Regions from separate parts of the Homo sapiens genome. Here region 1 is linked to region 2. Evidence: chromatin loops called from intact Hi-C (ENCODE). Cell type or tissue: Calu3. All regions are shown on one strand. Links, peaks and the distances in the headings refer to the core of each region. The heading gives the core; the rest is flanking DNA. Region 1 has its middle 78 kb from the start of ATP8B1. Region 2 holds the start of LINC01897 (long intergenic non-protein coding RNA 1897).

Region 1 (16,755 bases), core at 5,131-10,130, 78 kb after region 2:
CCATATTAGGGGGGACATTCCTGCCTTTGGGTAGGGGGACCACTCCCACATCCCCTTTCTGCTGAAAGCTGTTTCATCACTCAATAAAACTCCCCACTTTGCTCTCTTTTTAATTGTCAGTGCATCCTCATTCTTCTTGGGCATGGGACAGGAACTTGGGAACCAGTGTGCAAGCCACACTCAGCCCAGGTGGGCCAAATGGGTGGTCCCATCTGGAGATGGTCCCATCTCCTGTAGCAGGTAGCGTGGTTGAGTGAGGCCCAAGTGGTGTGTCACTGGCTGAAGACCCCTGGCTTGCAAAGTGACCTAGAAAAAAATCCAGCTTAGCAACTGGGTTCCACTGTCCCCACCCTTAATCCACACCATCCTGCCTAGAGTGTGGGCCTGCTGATGACCAAGGGACCCTGGGCGAGTTGTCCATTTCCCAGGCTTTGGCATACTCATCTGTGACATGAAGAACAGGCCAGGTGCTGTATGACCACTTCCAGCTCTGATGTACAGGAGACAGCATTTCAAGGCAATGACACAGTATATGGACATGGCTCTATGTCCACACCCACAAGCCAGCAAAGAACCCTAAATTCACCTAATAGAGGAGCTCCTTACTCTGTTTTCTGAGCTCTCCATGCATTAAAATGACCTTATTTGATTCAGAAATCCATTCCTGGGTGTGGCTGTCTCTTCATAGAAATTACAATTAATTTCCCCTCATTTATTCCTGAGTGCAGCTGGGAAAACCAGGGGTCAGCATGTAGCAAAATACACTCTGCAACCGAAAAGTCATTTATTAGCATTCTTTAACTTCCTTTTGACTAAATAAACCATTAATCACATCCTTGAGATTCATTTATTTACTCACCAACACATTTATTGAATGCTGTTAGTGTAGCAGGCACCATGTTAGCCTGTGTCTCTGTTTAGGTTTTGGTAAAATCTGACTTGGGCGGCCACATTAGGGCTATGCTACCTGCTGTAAAACCTCCATAGTTCAAAGGTTTAAGAGATAAAAGTTTATTTCTTGTTCAGCTAAAGTATAAAACTGGTTCTGACCCAGGTTCTTTCCCTCTTGTGGCACTCGCTCCCTGGGGCATAGGAGGTATTTGCATGCAGCTCCTTGATGGGAAATGAGCAGGAGAAGAGAAGGTGCACCTTTCTCCTACTTACCTTTGCCCCAGAAGTCACGTGCAGCCCTTCTACTCATTGGTTACACTGCTGGAAACCTAGATGCAAGATCTGAGTGGGTAGATGGGGGTGGGGTGCTGAGAAATGTCACCCCAGCCTGGCAGCTTCTTCCCAGAGGAGAGCTTCTCTCTTGGGGGGCAGCTTCTGTGAAAGCTATTCAGTGGCTGATTTGTGGCACGCATACCAGAATGCACCCAGCAGGGCCTGCTGGACTCTCCAGTGAAGTTGCCCTGGGCTGGTGGGCAGGAATGCCCTGTCCGTGACACTGATGTGCACAACAGCTCCTTGGCAACTCTTCTTTGGAAATTACTTTTCAAGCAATTTGGAAGCAAAAGTTCTTTCTTTGTCAATCCCTCAGTGGTGACAATCTGCATTCTTTCTGGGCTGATTTAATTGTTGCAGATAGTCACAAGTCATTCAGAGTTAAGACTGGAACATGAAACGAGTGCGGAGTGCTCAGTAATGTTGTTTTGAATCAAAGTCAAAATGTACCACTAAGTGAAGGGATTGATTCTCTCCGGTTCCTGCCGCATGGACTCTGAGATGAGCCGAGCCCCAGCACTGTTTTGAGTAAGGGTAGGACTGTTTGATTAAGGCAGCAAAAGGAAGAACACCATTTTCTAAATATTAAATACGTAGTCCAGGACAAGTCTCCAGACCCTTTCTGGACTTGTTTCTTCATCTGTAAATTGGGAGATGGGTGTGGACTAGATCATCCCTTGCCTTCCTTGGAGCCCTGACATGCCAGATTCTAAGGATCAAGTTTTCTAAGGAGACTGCTTTGAATCCCACCTCTCATCTGCATAGGTCACTGCTGGAGGATTTGGTTTCAATACAACCTCATTTTTGTGAAAACTCAGCCTCATATTTTCAGTTATTTACACATTGTATTTTCTAGAATCAGAGGAGCCCAGGCTGGAAAACCATTCATCAAACAATTTGGAAGCAAAAGTTCCTTCTTCATAAATCCCTCAGTGTTGGCAATATGCATTCTCTGTGGACAGATTTAATTCTTGCAAATGGGTCCTAGCTCTGCCACCACACATGAACCAGGACAAGCCTCAGAACCTCTGCTTCCTCAAATATGACCTGGAAAAATCATAGCCCCCTCCCCGTGGAAATGGTGTGAACTCACAAGTCAGAAAACGCAGTGTCTGGGCATGGTGCCTGGCATGAGAAAGCACCAATAGATACGCACCATTGGGATTGGGCTATCTTGACCATTACTATCAGGTGTTCCACTCCCGGACCTGCTCCATGGTACCCCTGTTGGTGATCTGGGGGATGGGTGGACCCTCTGGCACTATCCCTCTTTGGATCGTACTGTTTTCAAAGAAAAGTCATAATAATAGCGGGGCAGTTCTACTCCCCGCTCCCAGCTTGTATCCTTGGGTCATGTCATACAAAAGCAGTCAGGCCCCTCTTCTATGAGGCAGCCCTCAAACGCAGAATGCCAGCTAGAAACATCTCACTCCAGGATCCTCACACTTGTACTTTCTGCAATTGTTCCTCTTATAAAAATGAATTCCTGTTTTTTCCCCCCCAACAATTCTGACTCCTCCTCCTTGAAAAGGAACCAGCTTGTCTTTATTTCCTTTAAAATGGGACACAGCCATGCATGGTGGTTCACGCCTATAATCCCAGCACTTTGGGAAACCAAGGCAAGAGGGTTGCTCGAGACCAGGAGTTCAAGATCAGCTTGGGCAACATAGTGAGATCTCATCTCTACAAAAATTCAAAAAAATTAGCCAGGCATGGTGGCGCACACCTGTGGTCTCAGCTACTCGGGAGGCTGAGGTGTGGGCCCTGGAAGTCAAGGCTATAGTGAGCTATGATTGCACCACTGCACTCCAGCCTGGGCAACAGTGTGAGACCCTGTCTCAAAAAATAAAAATAAAAAATAAATAAAATGGGACATATGGAATGAAGCTGTAGGTGAGACTGGGCCTGAGTCCAGCAGAGGGGGAATGTCACAACTGCACACTGAATCACTTGAGAAGCTTTAAAATCTCTGATACCCAGGCCACACCCAGCCCGTTTACATCAGATTCCCCAGGGATTTGACATCAGTATTTTTAAATCTTCTAGGTGATTTCCATGTGCAGCCAAAGTTGAGAATCACTGTTATAGATGCTTATTCCTGTTAATGTGGTATAAAATTACAATCAACACTAAAGTCAATATTGAGTCATATTTAGTCTACTGTTAAAAAACAAAACAAAACACCATGTCTCTTTTTACATGATAGAAAGCCATTGACTCTCTTTTTTTTTTTTAGAGATGAGGTCTCAATACGTTGCCCAGGCTGGTCTCAAACTTCTGAGCTCAAGCAATCCTCCTCCCTCAGCCTTCCAAAATGCTACGATTATAGGCGTGAGCCACTGCGCCCAGCTAGTTCCCAATTCTTTGTTGTTTTAATTACTTACATACAAATATTTTATACTTATAGAGATTAAATATTTTCTGGTTAAATTTGTCTCTTTCATATAACCCAGACTGAGCATGTTGGCTCATGCCTGTAATTCTAGCACTTTGGGAGGCCGAGATGGGTGGATCACCTGAGGTCAGGAGTTAGAGACCAGCCTGGCCAACATGGTGAAACCCCGTTTCTACTAAAAATACAAAAATTAGGTAGGCGTGGTGGTGACCTGTAGTCTCATCTACTTGGGAGGCTGAGGCAGGAGAATTGCTTGAACCTGGGAGGCAGAGGTGGCAGTGAGCTGAGATCGTGCCACTGCACTCCAGCCTGGGTAACAGAGCGAGACTCCATCTCAAATAGATAAATAAAATAAAATAAAATAAAAAATAAATAAATAGAATTTTAAAAGACATATAATCCAGAAGTCAACAAACTTTTTCTGAAAAGGGCCAAATAATAAATGTTTTAGGCTTTATAGGTCATGCAGTCTCTGTCTCAAGTAACCAATTCTTCCATTACAGCGCAAAGCAGCCATAGACATCCATGAACAAATGAAGGTAGATATGTTCCAATAAAACTTCGTTTATAAAAACAGGCAGCGAGCCAGATTCTCCCATAGGCTATAGTTTGTCAACCCCTGTGTAAGTGAGCAACTTTATTTTGGTTCACAGTTCTGTCATATAACACATCGGCTTCTACCTTCCTTTGCTCAACAAATCAGATAAGCAACTTTTCTTTGTTTCCATCTAAATCACTGATAAAACTGTTGAACAAGACAAATCACACCCATTAGGATGGCTATTTCACACCCAGTAGGATGGCTATTCTGAAAAAGAGAAAATAAGAAAACAATAAGTGTTGGCAAGGATGTGGAAAAATTAGAACCCTTGTGCATTGCTAGTGGGAATGCAGAATGGTGCAGTCACTGAGGAAAACAGTATGGTAGTTTCTCAAAAAAATTCAACACAGAATTATCAGGTGCTATATTTCTGGGTATACACCCAAAAGAATTGAAAGCAGGGACTGGAACAGATATTTGTATATTAATATTCTTTGCAGCATTACTCACAATAGCCAAAAGCCAGAAGCAACCCAAATGTCCATCAAAGAATGAATGGATAAACAAAATGTGGTGTATACTGCTATGATTTTGATGTGATTTATCCCTACCTAAAACTCATGTTGAAATTTGATTCCCAACATGGCAGTGTTGGGAGGTGGAGCCTAGTGGGAGGTGTTTGGTTCATGGGTCCCCATCGTCACGAATAGATTAATGTTGTCTCACTCACAGGTATGAGAGAGAGCTCTCACCTGCTCAGGAATGGATTAGCTCCTGGAAGTGGGAGTTCTTTTTTTTTTTTTTTTTTTTAGATGGAGTCTTGCTCTGTCACCTAGGCTGGAGTGCAATGGTGCGATCTCGGCTCACTGCAACCTCCAAGCGATCCTCCTGCCTTAGCCTCCTGAATAGCTGGGACTACAGGTGTGTGCCACCATGCCTGGCTAATTTTTGTTTTTTTGTATTTTTAGTAGAGATAGGGTTTCACCATATTGGCCAGGCTGCTCTTGAACTCCTGACCTCATGCTTCAGCCTCGCAAAGTGCTGAGATTACAGGCGTGAGCCACTGTGCCCGGCCTGGGAGTTCTTATAAAGTGATATCACTGCTCTTGTGATATTGAACACACCTGCTCCCGCTTTGACCTTCTGCCATGTTATAACACAGCATGGAAGCCATCACCAAAAATCAGCACCATGCCCTTGAACTTCCTGATCTGTAGAACTATGAGCTAAATAAACCTCTTTTTAGAATAAATTACCCAGAATCAGGTATTCTGTTATAACACTAAACACATTAAGACATACATACAGTGGAATACTATTCGCCTTAAAAATGAACAACCATTTTTTTTTTTTGCTTAAACAACAGAGACTTTTTTTTAAGTTTATGGATACATAATAGATGTACATATTTTTGGAGTACATGTCTATATACATTATATATTATATATACACATTATATGCAGTCATATAATGTGTAAAGATCAAATCAGGGTAATTGGCACATTCACCACTTTAAATATTTATCTTTTCTTTTTTTTTTTTTTTTTTTTTGAGATGGAGTCTCGTTCTGTCACCTAGGCTGGAGTGCAGTGGCAATCTTGGCTCACTGCAAGCTCCACCTCCCGGGTTCATGCCATTCTTCTACCTCAGCCTCCCGAGTAGCTGGGACTACAGGCACCGGCCACCAGGCCCAGCTAATTTTTTTGTATTTTTAGTAGAGACGGGGTTTCACCGTGTTAGCCAGGATGGCCTCGATCTCTTGACCTCGTGATCTGCCTGCCTCGGCCTCCCAAAGTGCTGGGATTACAGGCGTGAGCCACTGCAACAGGCCTTATCTTTTCTTTATGCTAGGAACACTTGAATTATTCTCTTACAGCTATTTTGAAATATACAACAGATTATTGTTAAGTATCATCACCCTACTGCTCTATTGAACACTAAGCCTTACTTCTTCTATTTAACTAAACATTCGTACCAATTAATCAACTTCTCTTCATCCCCATCTTTCTCCTACTCTTTCCAGCATTTGGTAACCACCAATCTACTCTCTGTCTTTATGACATCCAGGATTTTTAGTTCCCATATATGTGTAAGAACATGCCACACTTGCTTTTCTGTGCTTGGCTTATTTCACTGAACATAATGACCTCCAGTTCCTTCAATGTGGCTGCAAAGGACAGGATTTCTTTTTTTTATGGCTAATATCCCATTGTGTGGAATATATACAATATAAATAATAACTCCTTACATATATACCACATTTAGGAGTGACATTTTGATATATGCCACATGGATGAATCTTGAAGACATGCTGAGTGAAATCCCCCAGATTTAAAAAGACAAATATTGCATGATTCCCTTTATAAGGGGTACCTAGAATAGAAAAGGTAAATTCATAGAGTCAGAGACACAAAGTAGAACAGAAGTTACCAAGGACTGGGAGGAGAGGAGAATGGGGAGTTGTTGGTTTATGGGTACCGTGTTTCCATCTGAGAAGATGAAAAGGGTTTGTAGATAAACTGTAGTGATGGTTGCACAATAACGTGAATGTACACAGTGCCACAGAGCTGCACGTTTAAAAGGGGTTATTTTTATGTATATTTGACCACAATTAAAAACAATAAAAACCAAAAGAGCCTGAAGGCCAGCCTCCAAGGATCTCCCTCCAGCTGTCATCAATACCTGAGACCATACACTTCAAATACAATCACCAGCACAGAGCTGGTGATAGAAAATTGTGAATAAAAATAACTGAACCTGATGTCAGCTTCTCATCTATAGCATCTTTCCTATCATTCACAGGAGATCATAATAGATCTCATAAATGCTTTAGCATGTCTACTCACTTATTAGCTCATCGATTACTCTACCTGCTTTGTCACCTGTAGAGGAAGGAACTGAGTTTCACTTTGTCATTCTAGAAAAGATGAGTTGATGGAGGCCTCAGGACCTGCCCCGCAGCAGCACGCAGGCTGCACATCAGGGCGTGGTTAGGAGCTGCTGTGTCTCGGGTCACCTGCAGCTTCTTGACCTGAACACAGAGCTGAGGTCTGCTGGGGCCCCTCATGACATGTATACCAATCAGCAAGGCCCTGTTCTTCCATGATTTTGCTGACCTCTGTGCATACGTTGCAAAATGTTCACGACATAGCAGACCATTAAGACAGCTATGCAGGCAGTGAAGGGAGCTGTCCCTGTGGTGTGGCGCTCCCTCTCGTGGTGAATGAGGGAAAGTTCAGACAGACAAGAATTGCACACTTCCATCTGCGTTTGGCATTTTTGTAACACAGTTAAGTTTGTCCTGTAATTTTCATGTTGTAACTATAACTCTAATGAAGACTTTTGCCTGTTAATCTGGAAATAACTAGGCCTAAGATTAACCAGAAAGAAAGAGAGAGGGAGGGAGTGAGGAAGGAAGGAAAAAAAGAACAAAGAAAGAAAAGAGAATTTTTAAAAAAGAAAAATTATGATGTTTTTCTTCTTTTTAGTTTTCGGTTTCCAAGACAGTGTTCTATGGAGGTTAAAATTCTCTTATGACATAGATTTATTAAGGTACAAAATTAATTTCCTTTTGTTCCATATACCAGCCCCCTTTTATTATTATCCCACAAAATTCCATAATACAGTATTTCTTATATCACCACAAAGAAAAAGGGACCTTTCTTTTAATCTAAAATGGAGGCGTACCAGCCTGGGAAACATAGGGAGATTCCATCTCTACAGAAAATAATTTAAAAATTAGCTGGGCATGATGGTGTACACCTGTGGTCCCAGCTACTTGGGAGGCTGATATGGGAGGATCACTTCTGCCTGGGAGGTTGAGGCTGCAGTGAGCCATGATGGCACCACTGCACTCCAGCCTGGGTGACAGAGTGTGCCCCTGTCTAAACTAAAATATAAAATAAAGTAGAATAATAATATTAAAATTAAAATGGATAACTACAACAACAGATACCCTTTAAAGGCAGTTTTTCATCTAGACACCCTATAAAGGCTTGAGTATTTTTCTCTTAAAAAAAAAAAGTGACTGGGCCGGGTGGGGTGGCTCACATCTGTAATCCTAGCACTTTGGGAGGCCGAGGTGGGTGGATCACTTGAGGTCAGGAGTTCAAAACCAGTCTGACCAACACAGTGAAACCCTGTCTCTACTAAAAATACAAAAAAAATTAGCCGGGAATGGTGGTGGGTGCCTGTAATGCCAGGTACTCAGGAGGCTGAGGCAGGAGAATTGCTTGAACCCAGCAGGCAGAGGTTGCAGTGAACCAAGGTTGTGCCACTGCACTCCAGCCTGGGCAACAGAGCAAGACTCATCTGAAAAAAAAAAAAAAAGACTGACTCAATATTTTTTGAGGTCACAAACTTGAGAAATAATAAAAAACTATGGACCCCATCCCTTTTTATGCCCCTAACATGTCATAAACATACAAAAATGACAAAAAAAAACTGTGTTGCAAATTGTATACAAAAAAATTGTGTGAAGAAATGTACACATAATTCCAGGAGATTTAGCCTCCCTCGAATCCATTCATGGATCTTGAATTTCAGGATAAAAATCCAAAAGGGACCCAACATTCCCTTCAGAATGGAAGTGTGTGGAGCCCAGGAGACTGGAGCACACTCCTTTCCTCAGGTGCCTGTAGCCAGGCCTGAGTTGGAGATGGAATAAGGACTCTGCATGGGAGAGCAGCTTACTGTTGTTAAGGGAGCTTGGGGCTTTATCTCATGGTCCCTCACAACTACCTAGTGCAGTCAGTAGGGAAAGAACCACTCATTGTGGGTTGACAGTCACTAGGGGAAATGTTAGAGAAAGGCAGGCAGAAAACAAAGACTTTGTCACAAAAAGCAAACCGTTATAAAGTATTTGCCTCTCTCCTCAACATCCGTGAAGTCATCCATCTATTTTCTGAAGGCCATGGGAAAGGAAATTGTATCAGTCTGTTCTCATGCTGCTAATAAAGATATACCTGAGACTGCGTAATTTATAAAGAAAAAGAGGTTTAATGGGCTCACAGTTCCATGTGGTTGACGAGCCCTCACAATCATGGTGGAAGGGAAAGGAGCAAAGTCACATCTTACATGGTGGCAGGCAAAAGAGAGAGCATGTGCAGGGAAACTTCCCTTTATAAAACCATCAGATCTCATGAGACTTATTCACTATCATGAGAACAGCATGGGAAAAAACTGCCCTCATGATTCAATTACCTCCCACTGGGTCCCTCCTGTGACACGTGGGGATTATGGGAGCTACAGTTGGAGATTTGGGTGGGGACACAGCCAAACCATATCAGGAATAATGATAGAAATTGTCTTATCATGCCTGTAGGAACCAATGACATTCATTGAGACTATATCCTTTCAGTGTAGTCATTGAGCTATACTTACACACGTGTTTGTGGGGACAACTCTTTGAGAGGCTAGCAACTGAACACCAGGTCTTTCCCTAAACTAATGGGTGTGCTATCAGTTGGCAGGATATCCACCCTACCAACAGTATCATCATCTTTCCACCATCCCTAAGCATGCCCACGTCAACTCCAGCAGCTGGGACTGCCCCATGATGCCTTACTATGCTGTCCTGCAGTGACTGGTTATACATCTGTATTCCTCAGTGGTGCTCTAGCAAGGCAGAGACCACCCTACCATACTCCATGCATAGCACAGTACCTGACACACAATCTCATTTTCAAACTCTACTCAGGAAACTTCCATATTAGTCTACATTCTCCCAAGAAGCAGATGCCAAAAATATTAAAAGGGGAAGTGCCTCTGTGAGAAAAAAATTAGGGACGGAGTTGGGTAAATATGGCAGTGCTGCTGAACTGTGATACAAGTCTAACCATGAGTGAAGGAGAATGAGAGAGAAGGTTGGATGGAAGATTCTTAGAACACCATGCAGGGCCGGGCATGGGGGCTCACACCTGTAATCCAGCACTTTGGGAGGCAGATCACCTGAGGTCAGGAGTTTGAGACCAGCCTGGCCAACATGGTGAAACCCCATCTCTACTAAAAATACAAAATGTAACTTGGTGTGGTGGAGGATGCCTGTAATCCCAGCAGGAGGCTGAGGCAGAAGAATTGCTTGAAGCTGGGAGGTAGAGGTTGTAGTGAGCAGAGATCATGCCACTGCACTTCAGTCTGGGTGACAGAGTGAGACTCTGTTTCCAAAAACAAACAAACAAAGAAACAGAACATGCAGTCTAAAGAAGGCTCACCAAAGTCAGGTGATGGGGAGTTGGTGGTGGTCCTTGAGCCAAAGTCAACCATCTGAAGAGCGTGTGGCCCTGAATGAAGCTTAGGCCTTAGCATTCTTGCCACCCTCATTTGTTGGCTGAGAGCAGTGAATAGTCAGTGTGACCTTGGTTCAGACATGCAGTTGGAGTTCTGTGAGTTCATCTGTGTGGCCATCACGTCTTCTATCCTGCTAACTCATTGCAATTCTCCAGCTTCATTGTGATCACCAGTCTACTAATTTCACCACTTTTACCGGATCCATTGTTCCTCTGTGTCTTCATTTTTCTTCTAACCCTTGTTTTGGAGCCCTTCCCTAGAATGTCTGCATCGCAGGCACCCTGAACTCTGTGAGCCTTCTCTCAGGTGCCCACCTGGTCTAGTAGCCACTAGTAGATGTTTATTGCCATATCCTCCTTCCTCAAAGATCCCTCATTTTGTTCATGGCATTCACTGTCTTATCCTAAGCCATTAGTTCTCAAGCTTTGCCGTGCATCAGAATTGCTTGGGGGGCTTGTTAAAATACTGACTGTAGGGCCCCACCCCCCAGAATTTCTGATATAATAGATCTAGAGTGAGGCCCAAGAATTTGAATTTTAAACAAACAAGTTCCCAGGTGAGGCGGATGCTGCCGGTCCAAAAATCACACTTTGAGAACCACTGGTCTAAATCCATCCTAGAAATCCCTTGGTGCTTGCCAATGACTGATTCAGGAGGACCAGACTGAAGCCACCAGCACATGGCATTCCCATGGTAACTGTTAATGCCTGAAGGAAATGCCCTGTCTTCCCTGGCTGGTGAGAGCATGAGAGGGTTTCCCTCTCTTTTGCTCCACATGAATGAGGAAGCGGGTAGAGGTAGACTGACTGCCCCCAGCCACTGCATCACAAGAGCAGGGTGCAAGCCACGAGAAGCAGCCAATTCCATAGACAGCCAAGTAGAGGGAAAAAGAACCTGAGTCCTTGATGAACTCACGGGGCCACTGAATCAACAACCCTGGAGCTTGACCTACGTCTGAACCTTCTTTTAAGTTCAATAATTCATTTTCTTATTGTTGAAGGTGGCTTGAGAGAGGTTTTCTGTTACTCACAATGAAAAACATCCTAATTGATACACCTAGGAAACACCAAACCCTGATCTAGCTCTACTGTTTCTTGACTCTACCCACACCTAAACAGATGAATACTTTTAAAAAATCATACAAACCAATCCAACTTGGTTTACTTCAAAATTATGACCACAACTCTCACATGACACCTAGGAATGTCTGTCACTCCACTTACAATTCCTGAAAACATTCCCCTCTTACTTTCTGGGATGCTTATTCCACACTTCCTTAAAGACATATGAAATCTAATCATGTTTATCACCCTCACCTGCCCCCCCCACCACCCATCTCAGCCAACAGCATTGCCCAATATATCATAGAAAGGTGGACAGTCAAAAAAGAACCATTCCATCCCTACCATCGCATCTATCACCTTACCTGGGCTTGTACCTGCAAAATCCACCTTCTCTCTTGGTAGGGATGAAGGCCACTCCTCCACTTGTGCTTTGAGTTTCAATCTCCTTCTGCTCTCAAGAACTCTGCCCTTGCAAATATCCCCTTCATTCATGCCATATTGATTGTCCCCTCAACCAAATTATTCCCATTGGCAAATAAACATGATTTGATTTCATATGTCTTTAAAAAGTATTCTCTCTTGATTCACTCCAGCCACTCCCTCTTTTGCCTGCCCACTTTCCACCTCCCATGGGCTCTTGAACCCTCTCCAACTGAGCTTTTGCAGTGTCCACCATTCAATCAAAATGGCACTTCTTAGAGTTATTATCATACTACAGGGTGACCCATGTCAAAGACAGTTCTCCATCTTCACCTAACTAGATCTGCCAGCAGCGATAGACACACTTGAGTTCTCCTTCATTCTCAAAACACTTTCAGGCCCTGTGACTCTCCTCCCACCACACTGGCCTTTTTTCCTTGACTAATTCCTCTTTGGCTCCTCAACCTCTAAATATTGATGTTCTTGAGGACTTTTGTCTTCATCCTTCTCCTTCTCTATATCCACACTCCTCCTCTAAGTGATCTCTTCCAGTCCCAGGAAGATATAGAATTGACCACGGTCAAACTCATAGTTTCCTCTCTGGCAAGCACCAGACTGACATCCTACTGTCCACCAGATATCACCACTTGGATATCTGACAGACTTCTCAAATTTGGGGTCATATGTGAAGGGATTAAAAGACCTGGAACCGCACTAAACAAGCCAACAATCATTACAAATAATATGTAGCAATGACTTACATTGTCTATAAAAGCACATGGTTATCACACAATTTGCTTGAGCAAGCTCTACATATTGTGTGGTTGTTGAGTAGAACTGTTTGTTGACCTAAATGCACTTACTGATATACCCATGCAGTAAAATCCTTTTATGTTACAGGGAGCAGAAAATCTTTCTTTAGCATCAGTTTGATGAGATGCTGGATGTCTTACCTCTCACAGGCAGCAGGGGTTACCTACTTTTCACCCCATTGAAGGTCCAGTCCAGCTCTGTGGTCCAGTTGACAACCATCACCATAGCAACTTATATACTCATTTCTAGCAAGAATAAATAAATATGTCTTGAAGGGCAGGCTGTCACCATTCTACTTGATATTGATTCTGCTGCTCATGGACTTAAAAAAAGCTACCTTTTTTGTTTTGAAATAAGTGTAGCTGGCCGGGAACAATGACTCACGTCTGTAATCCCAACACTTTGCAAGACCGAGACGGGTGGATCACCTGAAGTCAGGAGTTCGAGACCAACCTGGAAAACATGGTGAAACCCCATCTCTACTAATAGTACAAAAAAATTAGCCAGGTTTGGTGGTGCATGCCTGTAAGTCCAGCTACTCGGGAGGCTGAGGCAGATAATTGCTTGACCCTGGGAGGTGGAGGTTGCAGTAGGCCGAGATCACTCCACTTCACTCCAGCCTGGGCGACAGAGCGAGACTCCATCTCAAAATAAATAAATAAATAAATAAATAAAATTAAAAAAAGAAAAAGAAAATGTCCTTCTAGTCCTACTTTTCTAATAGCCTTATTAATTTTTTTAAAATATTGTTGTAAGAACAAACATAGATCTATGGAACAGTATAGGAACTCAGGAATAGACCTATTTACATATTGAAACTTAATTTATGATAAAGAGGGGTCCATACAACAATGGGGAAATGATTATATGGTATACACTTTGAGGGAAACAAATTCACTGTATGGAGAAAAATGAATCTGGATCCCTAAATGAAAATACATGAAAAGGTGGATTTTAGATGGATTATTGGCTTGAACATGAAAGATAAAACCGCCAACTTAACAGAAGGAAATATAGAAAAATATATTTGTCACCTAAGGATGAAAAAAGACACTTTTAGCAAAACTTTAAGAGCATAAGCCACAAGGCAAAGATAAATATTTAAGATCAAAAAAGGATAATCATGGACAAAATTAATGAGAGATAACAGAACGGTCGAAGATATTTGCAATTCCTAAAACTGAGAAAAGGATTGTTTCCCTAGATACATGGACCCCCCCACAAATCAATGAGAAAATAAACTAGCAGTCCTTCTTTTTCCATGGTTGCTTATGCTTCAGGTGTCATAGCTAAGAAGCAATTACCTAATTCAAGGTTACAAATATTCATACCTGTTTTCTTCAAAAGGTTTTGTAGTTTCAGCTCTTTTATTTAGGTCTATGCTTCATTTTGAGTTTATTTAAAATGGCATAAGGAAGAAGTCCAACTTGATTCTTTTTGCATGTGGATAGCCAGTTGTCCCAACACCATTTGTTAAAAGCCTATTCTTTTCCCACTGGATTGTCTTGGTACAAATCAAATTCATAAATGTATGAATTTGGCCAGGCATGCTGGCTCTCACCTGTAATCCCAGCACTTTGGGAGGCCAAGGCAGGTGGATCACCTGAAGTCAGGAGTTTGAAACCAGCCTGGCCAACATGGTGAAACTCTGTTTCTACTAAAAATACAACAATTAGCCAGGCTTGGTCGTGGGTCCCTGTAATCCCAGCTACCTGGGAGGCTGAGGCAGGAGAATAGCTTGAACCTGGGAGGCAGAGGTTGCAGTGAGCTGAGATCACACCATTGCACTCCAGCCTGGGTGACAAGAATGAAACTCCATCTCAATAAATAAATAAATATGAATTTGCTTATGAATTCTCAACTCTATTCCATTGACCCATATGCCTATCCTTATGCTAGTACCACACTGTCTTGATAACTGTAACTTTGTAAGCTTTGAAATCTGAAGGTGTGAGTTTTCCAACTTTGTTTCTTTTTCAAGATTGCTTTGGCTATTCTGGATCCTTTGCATTTTTTATTAGTCCATTTTCACACTGCTACGAAGAACTGCCTGAGACTGGGGACTGGGTAATTTACAAAGGAAAGAGGTTTTTTGTTTTTTTTTATATACTTTAAGTTCTAGGGTACATGTGCACAACGTGCAGGTTTGTTACATATGTATACATGTGCCATGTTGGTGTGCTGCACCCATTAACTCGTCATTTACATTAGGTATATCTCCTAATGCTATCCCTCCCCACTCTCCCCACCTCATGACAGGCCCTGGTGTGTGATGTTCCCCTTCCTGTGTCCAAGAGTTCTCATTGTTCAATTCCCACCTATGAGTGAGAACATGCGGTGTTTGGTTTTTTGTCCTTGCTATAGTTTGCTGAGAATGATGGTTTCCAGCTTCATCCATTTCCCTACAAAGGACATGAACCCATACAAAGGAAGGAGTTTTCATTGACTCACAGTTCTGCATGGCTGGGGAGGCCTCAAGAAACTCATAATAATGGCATGAGGCAAAGGGGAAGCAAGACATCTTCACAAAGCAGCAGCAAGGAGAAGTGCTGAGTGAAGGGGGAAGAGCTCATTATAAAACCATCAAATCTTGTGAGAACTCATTCACTATCACAAGAATAGCAGGGGAGAAGCCACTCCCATGATTCAGTTACTGCCACCTGGTCTCTCCCTTGACACGTGGGGATTATGGGGATTACAATTCAAGATAAGATTTGGGTGGGGACACAAAGCCTAACCATATCACATTTTCATATGAATCTTAGACTCAGCTTGTCATTTTCTGCAAGGAAAAGAAAAAAACAGCCAACTGGAATTTTGAAAGGCATTGCATTGAATCTGTAGATCAATTTAGGGAGGATTGCCGTCTTAACAATATTGAGTCTTTCAATCCACAAATATGGGTTTCTTTCCATTTATTTAGGCCTTCTTTAATTTCTTTCTATGACGTGTTACAGTTTTCAATGTCCAAGTTATGCACTTCTTTTGTTAAATTTATCACTAAGTATATTATTCTTTTTTGATGCTATTGTAAATTAAATTGTTTCCTTAGTTTTATTTTTTTGAGTTATTTATTATTAATGTATAGCAATATATTTTCTTTTTGTGTATTGACCCTGTATCTTGTAACCCTGCTTAACTGTTTATTAGTTCTAATAAGTTCTTTTTTAGGTTTCTTAGGATTTTCTATATACAAAATCTTATTATCTGTAAATAGAGATCATTTTATTTCCTTTGTAATCTAGGTTCCTTTATTTATTTTTCTTGACCAAATGCCCTGACTAGAAACTTCAGTACAATGTTAAATAGAAGTGTTGAGAGTGGACATCCTGGTGTTATTCCTAGTCTTAAGGGGAAAACGTTTAGTCTTTCATTCTTAAATTTGTGTGCCATTTTGCTATTCTTTTTCTATGTCTTATATATTTTTTATTTCCTATTCCTACATTACTGCTTTCTTTTGTTTAATGGCTATTATCTAGTATACAATTTTAATCCCTTTGTTTCTTTTACTATATGTTTTTAGTTATTGTTTTGGTGGTTTCCCTGTGGAATACAATTAATATATTAATTTAAAATAATATAGTTTGGATTAATACCAACTTAATTTCAACAGTATACAAACATTTTGCTGCAATATAACTTCATTCTCTCATACCACTTTTGTGCGATTTTTGTCATACTAACTATACATTATAAACCAACATAGTTGGTTTATAGTTGGTTCATAATCATTACAAATCAACATAGTTTTATAATTATTACTGTATGCAGTTGTCTTTTAAATAAGAGAGGAAAAGAAAGGGGTTACAAATAAAAACACTTTTCTGCTGTCTTTTACATTTACCTATGTAGTTACCTTTACCATACTTTTTATTTCTTCATGTGGATTTAACATGTAGGGTTCTCTCATTTTATGCTGAAGGATTCCTTTCAGAATTTCTTGTAGGGCAAGTCTGCTAAAGATGACTTCTCTCAGTTTTTGTTCATCTGTAAATGTCTTAATTACTCCT
Region 2 (16,755 bases), core at 7,922-12,921:
TTCACAGTGTAGCATCAGGGACACTTAGGATGATTTAAACGTTGACGTGTGGTATTAGAAATGTTGATTTAGGGGGCTGGGCGCGGTGGCTCATGCCTGTAATCCCAGCACTTTGGGAGGCCGAGGTGGGCGGATCACAAGTTCAGAAGATCGAGACCATCCTGGCTAACACAGTGAAACCCCGTCTCTACTAAAAATACAAAAAATTAGCCGGGCGTGGCGGCGGGCGCCTGTAGTCCCATCTACTCGGGAGGCTGAGGCAGGAGAATGGCGCGAACCCAGGAGGCGGAGCTTGCAGTGAGCGGAGATCGCGCCACTGCACTCCAGCCTGGGCGACAGAGCGAGACTCTGTCTCAGAAAATAAAAAAAAAAAAAAAAAAAAAAGAAAAAGAAATGTTGCTTTAAATAATGCCTTGTGGTATTAGAAAACCCAACTCAAAATGTCTTCAACAAAGAGGAAATTGTTTCTTGTTTCTCTCTTTCTCTCTCTCTCTCTCACACACACATACACACACCTGCAACACATGCAGTCTTGTTGGGCAGTCCCAGGGCTGGTTAATTCCGAAGCTGAACGATGTCATTAAGGACCACGTTTCTTCCACAGTTCTTCTATCTCATCGTCAGTGTCTTCACTTCAAACCCACTCCACCCACACTCATAAGATGGCTGCCATAGTTCCAGGCAACACTGTGAGACCTGAACATATATAAAACTGTTACATCCCTGTACGTATTAGTTTGCTCTTGCACTGCTATACAGAAATACCTGAGACTGGACAATTTTTGGAGAAAAGAGGTTTAATTGGCTCATGATTCCACAGGCCCACCAGGAAGCATGACTGGGGAGGCCTCAGGAAACTTACAATCATTCCGGAAGTTGAGGGGAAGCTGGCACATCCTACACAGCTGGAGCAGGAGGGAAAGAGAAAGCAAGGAGGTGCTACACACTTTTAAACAACCAGATCTTGTGAGAACTCACTCACTCTCACGAGAACAGCAAGGGGGAAATCTGCCCCCATGATCCAGTCACCTCCCACCAGGCCCCACCTCCAACACTGGGGAACACAATTTGACATGAGATTTGGGCAGGAACACAGAGCCATACCATATCACTAGATATCTGTGCGTTTTGTTTTGTTGTTTTTTTTTAGAGGGAGTCTTGCTCTGTTGCCTGGGCTGGAGTACAGTGGCACAATCTTGGCTCACTGCAACCTCCGCCTCCCAGGCTCAAGCAATTCTCCCACCTCAGCCTCCCGAGTAGCTGGGATTACAGGTGCCCACCACGACACCCGGCTAATTTTTGTATTTTTAGTAGAGACAGGGTTTCACCATGTTGGCCAGGCTGGTCTCGAACTCCTGACTTCAGGTGATCCACCCGCCTCAGCCTTCCAAAGTGCTGGGATAATAGGCATGAGCCACTGAGCCCGGCCTGGATATCTTATTTATTTATTTATTCATGTTTTTTTAGCATGAAACCCCAGCCTAGATATCTTTTTTTTTTTTTAGCATGAGAAAATCTTTCCCAGAACCATGATTTATCTGAGACTAGGGGAGATAATTAATATCAGAACAAAATCAAGGCTCTGATAAGTATGAAATGGTAGATTATTGGTATTTTAATTTGCTTTTTCCTGTTGACCAATGAGAATAAGCACCATTCCTTATGCTTACTGACTACGTACATTTCCCCTTTTTAGAATTACTTGCTTACTCCTTTACCTTCTTTTCAATTAAGTTTATCCTTATCTTATTGATGGGTAAAAGTTCTTAAATACCCTGAATACTAACCCTGTGTCACTTCTGTGCATTCAGGTGTCTTCTTTCAGAGCACCTTGTCTTTTCTTTTTCTTTTTTCTCAGACTAGTCTCACTCTGTCGCCCAGACTGAGTGTAGTGACTCAGTCTCAGCTCACTGCAACCTCTGCCTCCTGGGTTCAAGCGATTCCCCTGCCTCAGCCTCTGGAGTAGTTGGGATTACAGGCGCCCGCCACCATGCCCAGCTAATTTTTGTATTTTGTTTTTCTTTTTTTTAGTAGAGACAAGGTTTCACCATGTTGGCCAGACTGGTCTCGAACTCCTGACCTCAGGTGATCCGCCTGCCTCAGCCTCCCAAAGTGCTGGAATTACAGGCGTGAGCCACCTCTCCTGGCTGCACCTTGTCTTTTCTATGTTATGTTTGGTGTCCTTGGTTATAAGAAATTTTAATTTCAAAGTAGTCAAATTTATAGATATTTTCCATTAAAATTTGTGTTTTTGTTTCTTTTTTCTTTTCTTTTCTTTTTTTTTTTTTTTGAGACTGAGTCTCACTCTGTCACCCAGGCTGGAGTGCGGTGGTGCGATCTCAGCTCACCACAACCTTAGCCTCCTGGGTTCAAGCGATTCTCGTGCCTCAGCCTCCTGAGTATCTGGGACTACAGGCATGTGCCACCTTGCCCAGCTAATTTTTGTATTTTTAGTAGACATGGGGTTCCACCATGTTGGCCAGGCTGGGTGTTTTTGTCTCTTAAGGTATTCTCCTGTATCTTTATCTACAGTTTGCTTTTCAGATTTAGGCTTTTAATATAGCTGGAATTGATTTCTGTATGTGATAGGGACCCCACTTTACTTTTTCATATGGATAGCTGATTCTCCCAGGCCATTTATTGAACAGGCCATCCGTTCTCTAAGGATTTGTAATTCCATCTCTGCTGCTGACCAAGTTCCCCATATGAGTGAAATCATCTCTCTATTCTCTTTCATTAGTTCTATATTCCTGACGCTTTTCTCTTTCTTATGAATTTTTAAATTTGGCTTGTCAAATCCAGCAAAAATCCTGTGGAAATTATTATTAGAACTCAATTTAATATACAATTGAGTTTGGAAGAGTATCCTTCTTTATGAAGTTCTGTTGTCTCATACATGAACAAACCACATCTTCACTGATTCAGGCTTTCTTGTTTCAGTTAATGATGGGCATAATTCTTTTCATTATGGTCTTGTTCATTTTTGTTTGAGATTTATTCCGAGGTACCTTACAGTTTTGTTGCTATTGTCAACAGCATTATCTTAAAATTATATTTTCTAATCAATTACCATTAATCTCTGTGAATCCTATTAACTTTAAATTTAATTTTTAGTTTTATCACAGTGGTACATGAACATAACTTAAAGAATCAAGTAGGCTTATAACCAAAACACTCCTCTTCCTTATCTCCTTTTCTAATAGTTCTCAACCAGGGGTGATTTTGCCTTCCCCAATCCCCTGCCCGGACATTTGTAATGTCTGGAGACATTTTTGATTGTCACGACTGGGAGTAGGGGACATACTGCCATATAATTGACAGAGGCCAAAGATAGGACAGCCCCCCCACTACAAAGATTTATCCACTTTAAAATATTGATAGCAGCAAAGTTGAGAAATCTTGTTCTATTCCATTCTCCCAAAGGTAATAATCAATCACTCTTCTAGCTTTTTCTTTGGGTATTTAACCTCCATATTTCTAAATTATTTTTAAAACTACAACTTTCAATTTTTTCTCATTTTTTTTTTTGGTTTGTTTGATTTATTTATTTATTTAGAGATGGAGTCTCACTCTGTCGCTCAGGCTGGAGTGCAGTGGAGTGATCTTGGCTCACTGCAACCTCCACCTCCTGGGTTCAAGTAATTCTCTGCCTCAGCCTCCTGAGTACCTGGGATTACAGGCACCTGCCACCAAGCCCAGCTAATTTTAGTATTTTTAGTAGAGACAGGGTTTCACCATCTTGGCCAGGCTGGTCTTGAACTCCTCCTGACCTTGTGATCCACCTGCCTCGGCCTCCCAAAGTGCTGGGATTACAGGCATGAGCCACCACACCCAGCCTTGTTTTATTTTAAAAGTAGCTGTTTATCCTCAAATTTCTGCCAGGGATGAAATCTCCCAATATGTTGAAACACATCAAATAAATGATCATTTGCATTTGTTTTGTACACATCCTCCATCCTCTTGCCTGCGCTCTAGGTCTGCTGTAGAGATGTTGATCTGGGACAAACCTTCACCATAACCCCGGGAATTTGTTTCTCTTCTTCCCCATGTTGGATTACCCATTTGCTGAATCCCATGTCTGCACTTTGGTGATTTCTTCTTTCATTTTGCTGGGGCAGAAGCTTCAATGTTTTCACAAGAGACATATTTCCTGACTCCTGGATTATCTGAAATTTTTTTATTCTACAGTGTTAAATCAAGTTTAGACTAAAACTGCCTTCTTACGTATTTTAAATTCAGCCTAAAGGTTTCTCCATACGTGGTGATCTATAGCCTAACTGTAAGTATAAACAGACTGTAATCTACTCTTGTGCCAATCACTGAGTTTTGGCCAATCAACTGTGGCCAACTATTCAAACTGTGTTCAAGTAAGACAAACATAGAGCTGTAACCAGCTTGGCTGTTTCTGTACCTCACTTCCGTTTTCTGTAATTCACTTTCCTTTTTTCTGTCTATAAATCCTCTTCCACTACGTGGCTGTGCTGGAGTCTCTGAGCCCACCCTGGCTCCGGAGGCTGCCCAATTTGCGAATTGTTCTTTGCTCAATTAAACTCTTTTAAATTTTATTCTGCTGAAGTTTTTCTGTTAACAACACTCACTATCAATTAAGATAGATAATTTGGCTGCATATAAAATTCTGAATTGGGAATGATTTCCTTTAGAATTTCAGAGGCTTTGCTTCATTGTCTTCTGACTTCCAGTACTGCTGAGGAGAAGTCTGATGGCCTCATGTTTCCCAGTGCTTTATATATCACTTTGTTTCCTCTTTGGAAGATTTCTGGGGTCTTTACTTGATCACACAGGTACTGCAAGTTCACTATTCTAGCTCTTGAAGTGGATCTTTCTCATTTATTGTGCTGAGCACAGGGCAGCCCCATTCAATCTGGAAATTCATATTCTTCAGTCTAAAAATATTTTTCTTCTTCCATTTTTTAAATTAGTTGTCTCTGATAGCTTACTTTCCTTCTGGAACTTATATTTTTCAGATCAAATACTCTTGTTTTTGTATCATGAGCCCCTTCTCACAATAATATTCTTAGATGCACAAAATAAAATGCATAGGATTACAAAGACAAACACTTTCTTTTGAGGTACAGTTGACACAACATTAAGAAATAAATTTTTAAAAATAAAAATAAAAAAGAAATAAATTCATTATAGAGTTATATATGTTTTTAAATAATAAGACAATAGCAAATTTAATAAACTACCATTTTTAAATAAAGTTGAATGCAAACTAATTTTAAGATATCTGTAACAACCGCAATAGGATTGTAAAATACCTATGATTTCTATTGGTGACAAAGTTGCAGTAAAGTTGTGCTTTGTTGCTTACATATTTACTTACTGTTTTGTTTGTTTGTTTGTTTTTGTTTTTTAAGATGGAGTCTCATTCTGTCGCCTAGGCTGGAGTGCAATGGTGAGATCTCGGTTCACTGCAACCTCCCCTGCCCCGGGTTCAAGTGATTCTTCTGCCTCAGTCTCCCAAGTAGCTGGGATTACTGGCATATGCCACCAAACCTGGCTTATTTTTAGTAGAGATGGGGTTTCACCACGTTGGCCAGGCTGGTTTCAAACTTCTGACCTCAAGTGATCTACACACCTTGGCCTCCCAATGTGCTGGGATTACACGCATGACCCACCGCGCCCAGCTTACTTATTTTTATTTATTGTTTAGAGACAGGGTCTTGTTCTGTCTCCCAGGCTGAAGTGCAGTGGTGGCATTTTAGCTCACTGCAGCCTTGAACTCCTGGGCTCAAGTGACCCTTCCGCCTCAGGCTCCCAAGTACCTGGGACTACAAGGACAGCACCACGCCTGACTAATGTTTTTATGTTTTGTAGAGATGAGGTCTTGCTATGTTGCCCAGGGTGGTCTTGAACTCCTGGGCTCAAGGGATCCTTCCACCTCAGCCTCCCAAAGTGTTGGTATTATAAGCATGAGCTGCCACACATGGCTGCCTGGACATTTAAAAGAGGAAATGTTGTATATTTGTTAGAGGTTAGGGAAAATAAAGATGTATTATTTTACCATATGGGTTTATGAACGAACTCATTCCACAGACCTTTTAGGAGTCTGGGGACCCCAGGTTAAGAATGCCTAATTCAGATGTTAGATCTCTTAAATGGATCCTCTAATTTTGTTACATTTTTCCCTATTTTTGTCTTTGTCCTTTTTTTTCTGATTTCCAGGAAATGACTTTTATTTTATTCTCCAATACTTTGCTTGAAGTTTTTAAAATTATATTTTTAATTTCTAACAATTCTTTTTTTGTTGTTTTCAAAATGTTCCTTATGTTTAGCGTCCCTGACCTTGCTTCATATACACAACATCCTTTCTTATCTTCTGAAGATATGAATGAAAGTGAAAGGTTTGTTTTATTTGTTTGTTTGCATTTTCTTCTGCTCCTTACATCATCTCTTTCATTATAATTACTTCCCACTATTTGGTTATTAGGGATCATGAGTTTAAAATGATCAATTGTACAACTTTTACTGACTGTACCCATTATTTCTCCCACAATTTTTATAATGCTGGCAGGTTTTTTAAAAAGTCAGCTACAATTTACATAAAATAAAGCGCATAAATATTCAGCATATAGCTCAATGAATTGTAAAAATCAAGGTATAGGCTGGGCACGCCTGTAATCCCAGCAAGTTGGAAGGCCAAAGTGGGAGGATCACTTGAGTCCAAGAGTTTGAAGCCAGCCTGGGCAACATAGCAAGACCCTGTCTCTACAAAAAATTTAAAAATAATAATAATTAGCCAGATGATGTGGTGCATGCCTGTAGTCCCAACTACTTGGGAGGCTGAAGCCAGAGAGTCGCTTGAACTCAGGAGATCGAGGTTGCAGTAAGCTGTGATCGTGCCACTGCTCTCCATCCTAAATGAGACCCTGTCTCCCAAAAAGAAAAAAATAAAATAAAAATAAAAGGATATACAACATTTACATTATTCCACAGATTTCCTGTAATCCAGGATATACAACATTTACATTACTCCACAGACTTCCTGTAATCCATCCCAACAAATATTTCCCTTCTAAGTATAACCCCTGTGTTGACACCATGAATTCATTTTGTCTGTTCTTGAACTTTGTATAAATGAAATAATGGAGTATTGATGTGCACTTTTGGGTCTGGCTTTTTCATTCAGCATTTCTGCAAAATTTGTTCATATTAATTCACCTATCAGTCTTTTTGTGTACTTTTTGCTAAGTAATATTTTATTGTATGAATATATCACAAGTTATTTTTCCATTCACCTATTAATATTACACCTGTCTTGTTTCTGGGTTTTAGCCACTATGAATAAAACTGCTGTGAACCTTCTCATACATATTTGTAATTGTTTCTAGAGTTTTAATTCCACCTTTTTAAAACCTGAAAGATAATTTTTAAAACAATGATTTTCTGAACTATTTTATTGATGTCTGTCTACACAATTGTGTGTTGTGTCCCACACTGTTGTTTTGGGTTCACATTATTCTCTGCTGACGTGTCTCCTTTAATAGGGAATATTGGTGGCTGGTGCATTCCTGCTGTCTTAGTTTTGTCTTCCTTCTTGAATAATAACTTGAAAAATCATTTATATTACCCTCAACACTGTGAAGATACCACCTCATGGTCTTCTAGCTTCTGTTATTGCTGATGAGAAATATATGGGGCTGTTTAATTCCTATTCCCTTTTAGCTAATCTGACTGCTATTTCTCTCTGGTAGCTTCTAAGATTTTCTCTCTGGAATTTTTATTCAGCTGTTTCATTATGTTATTTCTAGGTGTGGTTTTATTTTTATTTAACCTTCTGGCATGGGGAGAATACTTTTGATCTAAGGACATATTTGTGGTGATGGAACATTCTCAGCCATCTTCTCCTCAAATATTTCTTGTTATTTCTTTTCACAATTCTCTTCATTATTCCCTTTATTGCCTGATAAAATTTCTATTAGGTATGTAAGTTCTTCATTTATTACTCTGTAGATCTTAAATATATATATATATTAAATAGTTTAATATTTTATTACTGCAATCATGTAGAATGAATTTATCTTTTGACTGTTGATTTTGTTGGATGCCTTTCTTAATTGTTTTTGTATGTTTTAGAATTTTGGCTTATTTCTCCCTCTCTCTCTCTCTCTCTCTCTCTCTCTCCCTCTCCCTCTCCCTCTCTCATTTCCCCTCACTCCCCTTTCACAGTTGACTTCACCACAGGCCCAGGTCTTGTATTGAGGACAAGGAAATACTGCCCCATAATGCTGTTGAGAATATTTAAGAGCAGTCAGGAAACCCTTTGTAGCTTGGCTTTATTGCAGCAAGTGTGTATGTGCTATTTATACTGGCCTATTTTTATATTTTTGTTTTGTTTTTATATTTTCATGTGTTTTTATATGTTTTTATGTTTTGTTATATTGCAGCAAAGAGGAGGACCTGAACTTCCAAGGCCAACTTGACTGGAAACCCTCTAGTCTTTAATCCATAGAAACCTGACTTCTGTGCCCCCCATGCCTAGAAAACTACTTTTAAAAAGAACATTAGTGGTCACCACGTTGGTAAAGTATTAATAAATAAACATGTTTTAGTTCTAATCATACTTGGCTTTTGGCATGCTTCCTGACTACACTGCATCCCCCCAAATGCTCTGTTATCTTGGCTCCCACAATAGCACACACTTTTTATTTTTAAAAGGTTGTAAAATACACAAAACATAAAACTTATTATCATAACCATCTTTAAGTGCACAGACCAGTGGCATTCCGTACATCCCCACTGCTGTGTGGCCATAACCCATCACCACCATGTGTCTCCAGAACTCTTTTTATCTTGCAAAATTGAAACTCAATACCTGTTAAACCACAATTCCCCATTCCCTGCTGCCCCCTGCCTCTGGCAGCCACCATTCTACTTTCTGTTTCTTTTTTCCAAGACTGGGTCTCCCTCTGTTGCTCATGCTGAAGTGCAGTGGTGTGATCACAGCTCACTGCAACCTCGAACAATCCTCCTGCCTCAAGCAATCCTTCTGCCTCAGCTTCCTGAGTAGCTGAGACTACAGGCATGCACTACTACACCTGGCTAAGGTTTTTAGTTTTTTTTTTTTGGCAGAGATGGGGGTCTCACTATGTTGCCTAGGCTGGTCTTGAACTCTTGGCCTCAAGTGATTCTCAACCTTGATCTCCCAAAGTGCTGGGATTACAGGCATGAGCCACCGCAACTGGTGTCTACTTTCTGTGAGTTTGACTATTCTAGATGTCTCCTATGAGTGGACTTATACAGTATTTGTCCTTTTGTGACTGGCTTTTCACTTAGTGTAATGTCCTCAAGGCTCACCTGTGTGATAACACATCTTTCTACTGACTTCTTTCCAGTCCCCCTGCTGACTTCTTTCTAGTCCCCTCTTTGTTCATCCATGTCTTCATATTGGTCTTCCTCAGCGTTCCCTCCCGGACCCTGTTCTGTCTTCATCATCCCTACCCCTGGGTAATCTTCACTCTCATGGTGTCAGTTACCATCTCCATGGAGGGAATGGGCCTGTGTTTCTAGCCCAGACCTCTCCCCTAGCTCCAAGCTTTGCATCTCCAATTGTCTGTAGGACACTTTTTCTTGAATGGTTTGTAGGCACCTCCAGATCAGCATGTCCCAAGTTCAATTCCTCATATCTTTTTTCCCCCATAAATAAACTACTCCTTCTCTAGGTTTCCTATCTCATTAATTGACACCACCATCTACTCCAACCCAATCTACAAATAAAGATGTCATCTGTGACTCCTTTCTGCCTCCCTTCCCATCCCCTCCAGAGTAAGCCAGTCAATTCCCATTTCATAAACATCCCTGCATCTAACCCATTCTCTCCAAATCTATTGCATATAACCTACAACAGACTACCACTTTTCTAGCCTGAAAAACAGCCTTCCACCTGGCTTCTGTGCCTCCAAATCTTACGCCTCCCTAATTTATTCTCCAAACTGATACTTCTCAAATGCAAATCTGTAATTCTTTTCTGCTTAAAACCTTCAGTGGCTTCTCATTGCCTTTGACAAAATAGCCAAACTTCTCGGCCTGGCTCCTCTCGGCCAACCACGAACCCATCTGCAATTCGTGTTCCAAAAATGAAACACCCTAAAACAATGAAGTCCACTATTTCTTTCCGGGGTCAAGAGAAGAGCTTAGAAGACAAATTCTAGGAGATGATGCCCTCATTCCTTTAGGAAGGCAAACAATTGGATGATAACTAATTAGCATACATGTACTGGTAAAGTCAGCACGTGACCTGGTGAGCTGGCACCAAGATGAGCTGGTGAGCTGGCACCACGGGGCCTGTGGTGCCTTACACATGAACACGCAGCCTGACAGGAGCTGCAGTCTTAGGTATGATGTGAGAAGGATTGCCCCCTTCTGGCTGTGATTCTGAATGTCCCTGAGTTTTTCTGTTCCCTAGCATGATTAACTCACTGGGACATCTTTATTAGAGCTGGATCCATGGTTACAGTTTATAAAGCAATGAGAACAAATTTGAAATATTAATAATGTCCATTCCAGGAAAAAAAAATTAACCACTTTAAGAATCGGAGGGGGAGGGAAGTAATTTTCTACCTCATTGCATGGGTTTGGAGTATAGCTGAGAGCTATTTGGTATGAATACAAGGGGAAGGTTTGTGGAAGATATTTCAGAATGATTCGATGATGAGGCAGCCTGGCTGAGGCTCTGGAGAGCTGGTTTAAAGATGAAAACAAAATGAAAAAAGAAAAATTATTTTTACATAATCTTTTTTTAAAATGGGGATTTTAAAACAGCAAAGTTTTGGGGTGTTTTTTGTTTGTTTGTTTTGTTTTGCCTGGTTTTAGGTTACCTATTCCTTTTAGAAGCTGTAGAAAGATTTTTACCCTGGAGAGGCTCAAATGCAAAGCTAGATCAAATTTTCTATAATTTCGAGGTATCTGTGGCGTCTTTGGAGCTGTTTTATAAATTCACAGGACTCATGAGCTTCAGGTTAAGAACCTCTGTCTGGGAGTTCAGTGAGAAATAAAAGGATGGAGTCTATTTGGGGAGGATCATAAACACTTTTTTTTTTCTTTCAAAGACAGGGTCTTTCTCTGTTGCCCAGGCTGGAGTGCAGTGGCATGATCATAGTTCACTGTAGCCTCACCTCCTGAGCTCAAGTGAGTCTCCTGCCTCAGCCTCCCAAGTAGTTAGATTACATGCATACACCACCATGCCTAGCTAATTATTTTTAATTTTTTTTGTAGATATAGGGTCTCACTATATTGCCCAGGCTGGTCTCAAACTCCTGGGCTCAAGTGGTCCTCCTGCCTTGGCCTCCCAAGCTGCTGGGATTATAGGCATGAGCCACCGTGCCTGGCCCATAAACACTTTTTAAGAGTAAAGCTAAGCCAAACAACCGAGAAAGGACACAAACATGAATTTTTAATGTAGGGATTGCAGCCAAGAGGACAATAGCAGCTGTCCCAGAGTGTCATGAAGATGTTTGCAGAGTATCTCCCAAATGGGAGGCTGATTATATTTAAATTACAAAGGTTTTGCTCTTTTTGGTTAAAAAAACTTCATGCCTTGAATTTGGTTACCAGCTCAGAAAGGTAGGATGAGCTGGGGTGGGAAATGAAACATTGAGAAGTTTGGCCGAGCACGGTGGCTCACACCTGTAATCCCAACGCTTTGGGAGGCCAATGTGGGCAGATCGCCTGACCTCAGGAGTTCAAGATCAGCCTGGCCAACATGGAAAAGCCCCGTCTCTACTAAAAACACAAAAATTAGCCAGGTGTGGTGGCACATGCCTGTAGTCCCAGCTACTCAGAAGGCTGAGGCAGGAGAATCACTTTAATCCAGGAGGCAGAGGTTGCAGTGAGCTGAGATAACGCCACTGCATCCCAGCCTAGGCGACAGAGCAAGACTGTATCTCAAAAAAAAGAAAGAAAGAGAGAAAGAAAGAAAGAGAGCAAGATTGAGAAGTTAAATTCAACTATTCTTACAGGAAAAGTCCAACACTTCCATTTACTTATGGTTGTTGTAATGAAGTGTTGTAATGAAGACAGGACCACATTTGACAATAGATCCTAATATAATTAGGACTTCAATTAAGTAATGAAATGATTACCATTGCCTGGGGCACTTATGCTGGACAGAAAGATGATGCTGCATTGAAACATAATATGGGACAAAAAGAATTCTGGAAAATGTGACCTTCGGGTTTGACATATTTTGACATGCTTACCTTACAAAATTATTTTTCATGAATATTGATAAAATATTCACACCTCCTTTGTGGAAAAAGTCACTGCGATGAGCTTTCATGTGTGCAGTGTTCTTTAGCTAGGGGCATCAGCACACTTTTAGAGTCTAAGGGTTTTTCTTATCTTTCTTGCACCACGATTTCTGCATTTGTAAAAGAGGAACTCATAGAAGCTCAGGTTTGTAGGCAGCCTTGAAAAGTCACCTAATCAGTCTTTAGGCAAGTTCCCCGCAGAAGCAACTCTGACATCCTTGGATGATGCACCCAATCTCAATCAATCCACTGAGATTCTAGAACTGGAGATGTCCACTCTTAATATTGACTCAGGGTCTTCAAAAGATGTGCCAGTGCCCATAAGCTCTGTCCATGGGCGTCATTCTGATCTAACTGCTGCCTCACCTACTGCTTGTCTTCTCTTTGTGACTCCAGACTGAACTGTGATACTGGCCCTTGCACTTGACCTCCCCGAATACCAGCCCCTCTCCTTGTGTTATCTGGTGTCCTAATCAGGCCTTGACTATGAAACTCTTCTTGCCCACCAGTATCCCTTCAGCCCTTGCCATCTCAGTGCCCACCAGCCTGGCTTCCAGTTGCCAGCCCCTGCCTCTTTGCCTGGGATGTCCTCTGGCTGTCAGAGCCTGCTGTGCTCCAGCCTACATGGCACAAGTGCCAAGGAATCAATCACCCCAAGGAATCAATTAATCCCAGAGCACTGACGGGAGTGGTTGATAATTACCCCAGCCTCCTTACCTTTCCCAGGGAACCACTGTTAGGCACATGCTCTGTACTGTTTCCCAGAGTTCTCCAGCAGTATTAAGCTCCACTGGTATATACACTGGTGTCTTTTTAAATAAACTCACCCCTTGTTGCCTGCCCTCTCTTCCCTGTCTTACTTCCACATCACCCAATCTGTGTTTCCTTGGCTCGCCTCCAAGGATCCAAGTTTATTGCAATATTGTTTGCATAACAATAAATGCAATAAACTATCGAAATAAACTTGCATTCAAACTCTTATCTCAGAATTTTTCTCTGGGAACAAAAACTAAGACAGGAATCTCAGACTTACCATATTCAAAACAATCCTGAGCCCTTCTTTGCCCCTCTATCTTCCTTCCGTTCCACACATACCCACACCCTAACTCTTTCTTTCCCAGTTTTCCCCATCTTAGCTAATGCTCCAGCCAGCTCCCCAGTTGGGCAGGCTACAAACCTAGGAGTCATCTTTAGTTCTCTTTCCCTCTCATATCCTACATTCGACCTATCAGCAAGTCCTATTGGCTCTATCCCCTAAGATAAATCCTGAATTCAGCCACTCCTCATCAGCTTCACCGCCATAACCCTCATCCAAGTTACTGTAGCCTCATACCCTGACTGCTACAACTGTGCCCTGCTGTCTCCCCGCTGTACACTCACCCCTATGGCCCACATACAGCAGCCAGGGCAATCTTTGAAAGTATAAATAAATCCTGTTACTCTTCTGCTTAAAACCCTCAAAAAACTCCCCACTGCTACTAGAATAAATACTGAACTCATGGACAATCAGCTCCTGCCTTCTCTTCGCTCCCTGTCTTTTGTGACATTCCTAGTGATGGATTTGTATTTTTTCTTCCCATTGCTTGCACATGCCAAGCTAACTCTTGTTGTACTGTTGGGGTTTAGAAAATGATACCCCAGGCCAGGTGCAGTGGCTCATGCCTGTAATCCCAGCACTTTGGGAGGCTGAGATGGGAGGATTGCTTGAGCCTGGGAATTTGAAGCTGCAGTGAGTTGTTATGGGGCCACTGCACTCCAGCCTGGGCAACAGAGCAAGACCCTCTTCCTAAATGAAAAAAAAAAAGAAAAAAATAGATACCCCAAAATGTGTCAAATATGCCACTTTGGACTTCAAATTGAGTGCATCTGGGAAGCAGCAAATATGGTGGGGAGAGGAGGGTCTCCCTAAAGTTCCCCTATCTACCTAAATGCCAGATCCTCCAGAAGATATCCAATTATTGGGAATTCCTTCCCCAGATATCTCATCAACCGGATATCTTTGCAGGAAGAAGGACTAGAGTAGACTCCATAGCCAGAGCCCACGCTATTGCCTATTATTCAAGCCCATTCATCTCCCCTAAAAATCATTTGCTCTTCCTCTAAAATTGCCTATATCCTCCCTTCCCTCTCCCCTATGAAGAAGATATTTAAACTTCAACCATCTGGCCATTCTTTGAGTTTCACACGTTGTGTGGCTTATGTGCACTTGCATGTTAATAAATTTGTATGCCTTTTCTCCTGTTCGTCTGTCTAAAATCAAGTCTATTTCAGAGAGCAAACCTTCAGAGGGTGGATAGAAAGTTCCTTTTGTCCCAACATAGGGCTTTTGTATTTGCTGTTTCCTCTACCTGGAATACTTTTCCTTTCTATGTTTGTGTTTCGTTGCTATGGTTGCTATATCACAGTGCTGAGATTCCTCTGCAGAAATGAAGAACTTGTTCCCCTAGGTGCTCAAAGTGTTGCCGGCAGATAGCCCTCAGCTGTGAGCCGCCTTCTGGCATTGCCTCTGCCAAAGAGAGATGCCCCTCCCAAGGTCATGCTTCCTTTTTGGAGGAGCCACCATCCAATGACTGATTATCTCATGAGCAGGTGCCTGTCCCCTTGCCCCAACTCAGGGCAACTCTAAAAAGCTATCTCAGCTCCAGAGCCCCCTGCGGGGTCGGCTGAGGCCTTCATAGCTCAGCTTCTCCCTCTGCCCAATGCCACTTCCTTCCTCTCCATTCCATGGGCGCTGATCCCACAAGCACTCCCTGAGAACCTCCTGTGTGCTAATCTTCATTCCAGAGTCTGTTTCCTAAGGATCCCAATTGGTGATATTAATCACTGAAGGTTCAGTCCAATGTTAACCCTTCAAAAAGGGCTGACCACCCAATATAACATTGTATCCCATGGCTGAATGAAGACAAACACTCATGAAAACGTTACAGGACAGGATGAGACTGAAGTCACCATCTGAGAAGGGGTGCAGAGCACTAAGTGCAGTAGGAGACCACGAAAGGGAGACATCAGGGAGGTCAAAGGGCTCAGGGAATCTTCCTGGAAGGGCTTGGGCTTCCCATGGTCCTGGTGAATTCTGAGTTGAATGTTAAGGTTCTGGGCACTCTTCCCTCCTCTGGCTAGATGTCTAAAAACTAGAGGAGCATGATTTCAATCCTGCCCTTCAAGGGGAGCACGGATAGACACGTGAACAGCACTGGCCTTGGACTGATCCACTAATCAGTGACCACTGTCTCTTGATGGAAAGTGATATGTGACTTCACATCTTTTACTTGCTTGTTGGGGGAATCAATAAAAAGAAATATATGAAAGACTTTTTTTGTGTTTTGGAATCAAAGTGCTACAATAATGCAAGCTGAATGGGTGAAAAAACCAGGTGCTTGTGCCCTGGGGTATTGGCAGGAAGGCAGTGTAAGAAATGTTGTGCAGAGAAGGGCTCTCTGAGCATCCCGCGGGTGGAGCCATGAGGACTTTGTACAACACGTGCTGTAGAAGGGTTACTCTCAAACTCGATTCCTCTTCAGATGCAGCACACTTCCTGGCCACTTTTCTATGCTATTAATTTGTGTGTACCATCCTGAGAAATGCAAGCTCATTCAGCAACAGCCTGAGCAAAATATTTTTTAAAAGGGCACACCAGCCGGGTGCAGTGGCTCATGCCTGTAATCCCAGCACTTCGGGAGGCCAAGGCAGGCAGATCATGAAGTCAGGAGATAGAGACTATCCTGGCTAACACGGTGAAACCCTGTCTCTACTAGAAATACAAAAAGTTAGCCAGGCCTGGTGGCACACGCCTGTAATCCCAGCTACTCAGGAGGCTGAGGCAGGAGAATCGCCTGAACCTGGGAGGCGGAGGTTGCAGTGAGCCAAGATCACGCCACTGCACTCCAGCCTGGACAACACAAAGGATAAATGCTTGAGGGGATGTATGCCCCATCTTCCATGATGAGGTTATTATGCATTGCATGCCTGTATCAAAACATCTATGCACCCCATAAATATATACACCTACCATGTACCTGCAAAAATTAAAAATAAAAATTTTTTTTTTAAAAGAGCATACCAGCAGGGCACGGTGGCTCATGCCTGTAATCCCAACATTTTGGGAGGCTGAAGCAGGTGGATCACTTGAGGTCAGGAGTTTGAGACCAGCCTGGCCAACATGGTGAAATCCCATCTGCACTAAAAATACAAAAAATTAGCCAGGCATGGTGGCACTTGCCTGTAATCCCAGCTACTCGGGAGGCTGAGGCAGGAGAACCCAGGAGGCAGAGGTTGCAGTGAGCCAAGATTGTGCCATTGCACTCCAGCCTGGGCAACAGAGTGAAACTTTGTCTCAAAAAAAAGAAGGCACGTGAACTGTGGGAGGCTATCACATCATGCAATCCTAGCCTAAAGATAAATGATGAGTGAATTTCTATTATCAGCCACTGATTTGTATAATAATCGACTAATGAAAAGTGTTTGTTGGATACCTAAGTGTCCA

The links. Hi-C counts contacts between places; a loop is a spot of excess contacts. Peaks named below come from ENCODE experiments on the same cell type or tissue, not always from the same donor. Only the 100,000 strongest peaks of a DNase experiment are listed, where the experiment ranks them.
Region 1: it touches region 2 in a loop (4-fold over the local background); 12 of 110 quality-filtered maps call a loop at or near these places.

What each region holds. Positions count from the first base shown.
Region 1 is chr18:57,872,604-57,889,358 of GRCh38, reverse strand. No RefSeq gene overlaps it. Among named protein-coding and RNA genes, the nearest start is that of ATP8B1, 78 kb to the right of the region's middle. In Calu3, for the core only: a CTCF peak has its summit at 7,374 (motif pointing left); a DNase peak (open chromatin) is centred at 7,358.
Region 2 is chr18:57,953,063-57,969,817 of GRCh38, reverse strand. It overlaps LINC01897 (long intergenic non-protein coding RNA 1897), which reads left to right and starts at 8,191. Exons shown (of 2, transcript XR_007066389.1): 1 at 8,191-8,316; 2 at 8,412-8,582. In Calu3, for the core only: no CTCF peak of the experiment used is centred there; a DNase peak (open chromatin) is centred at 10,327.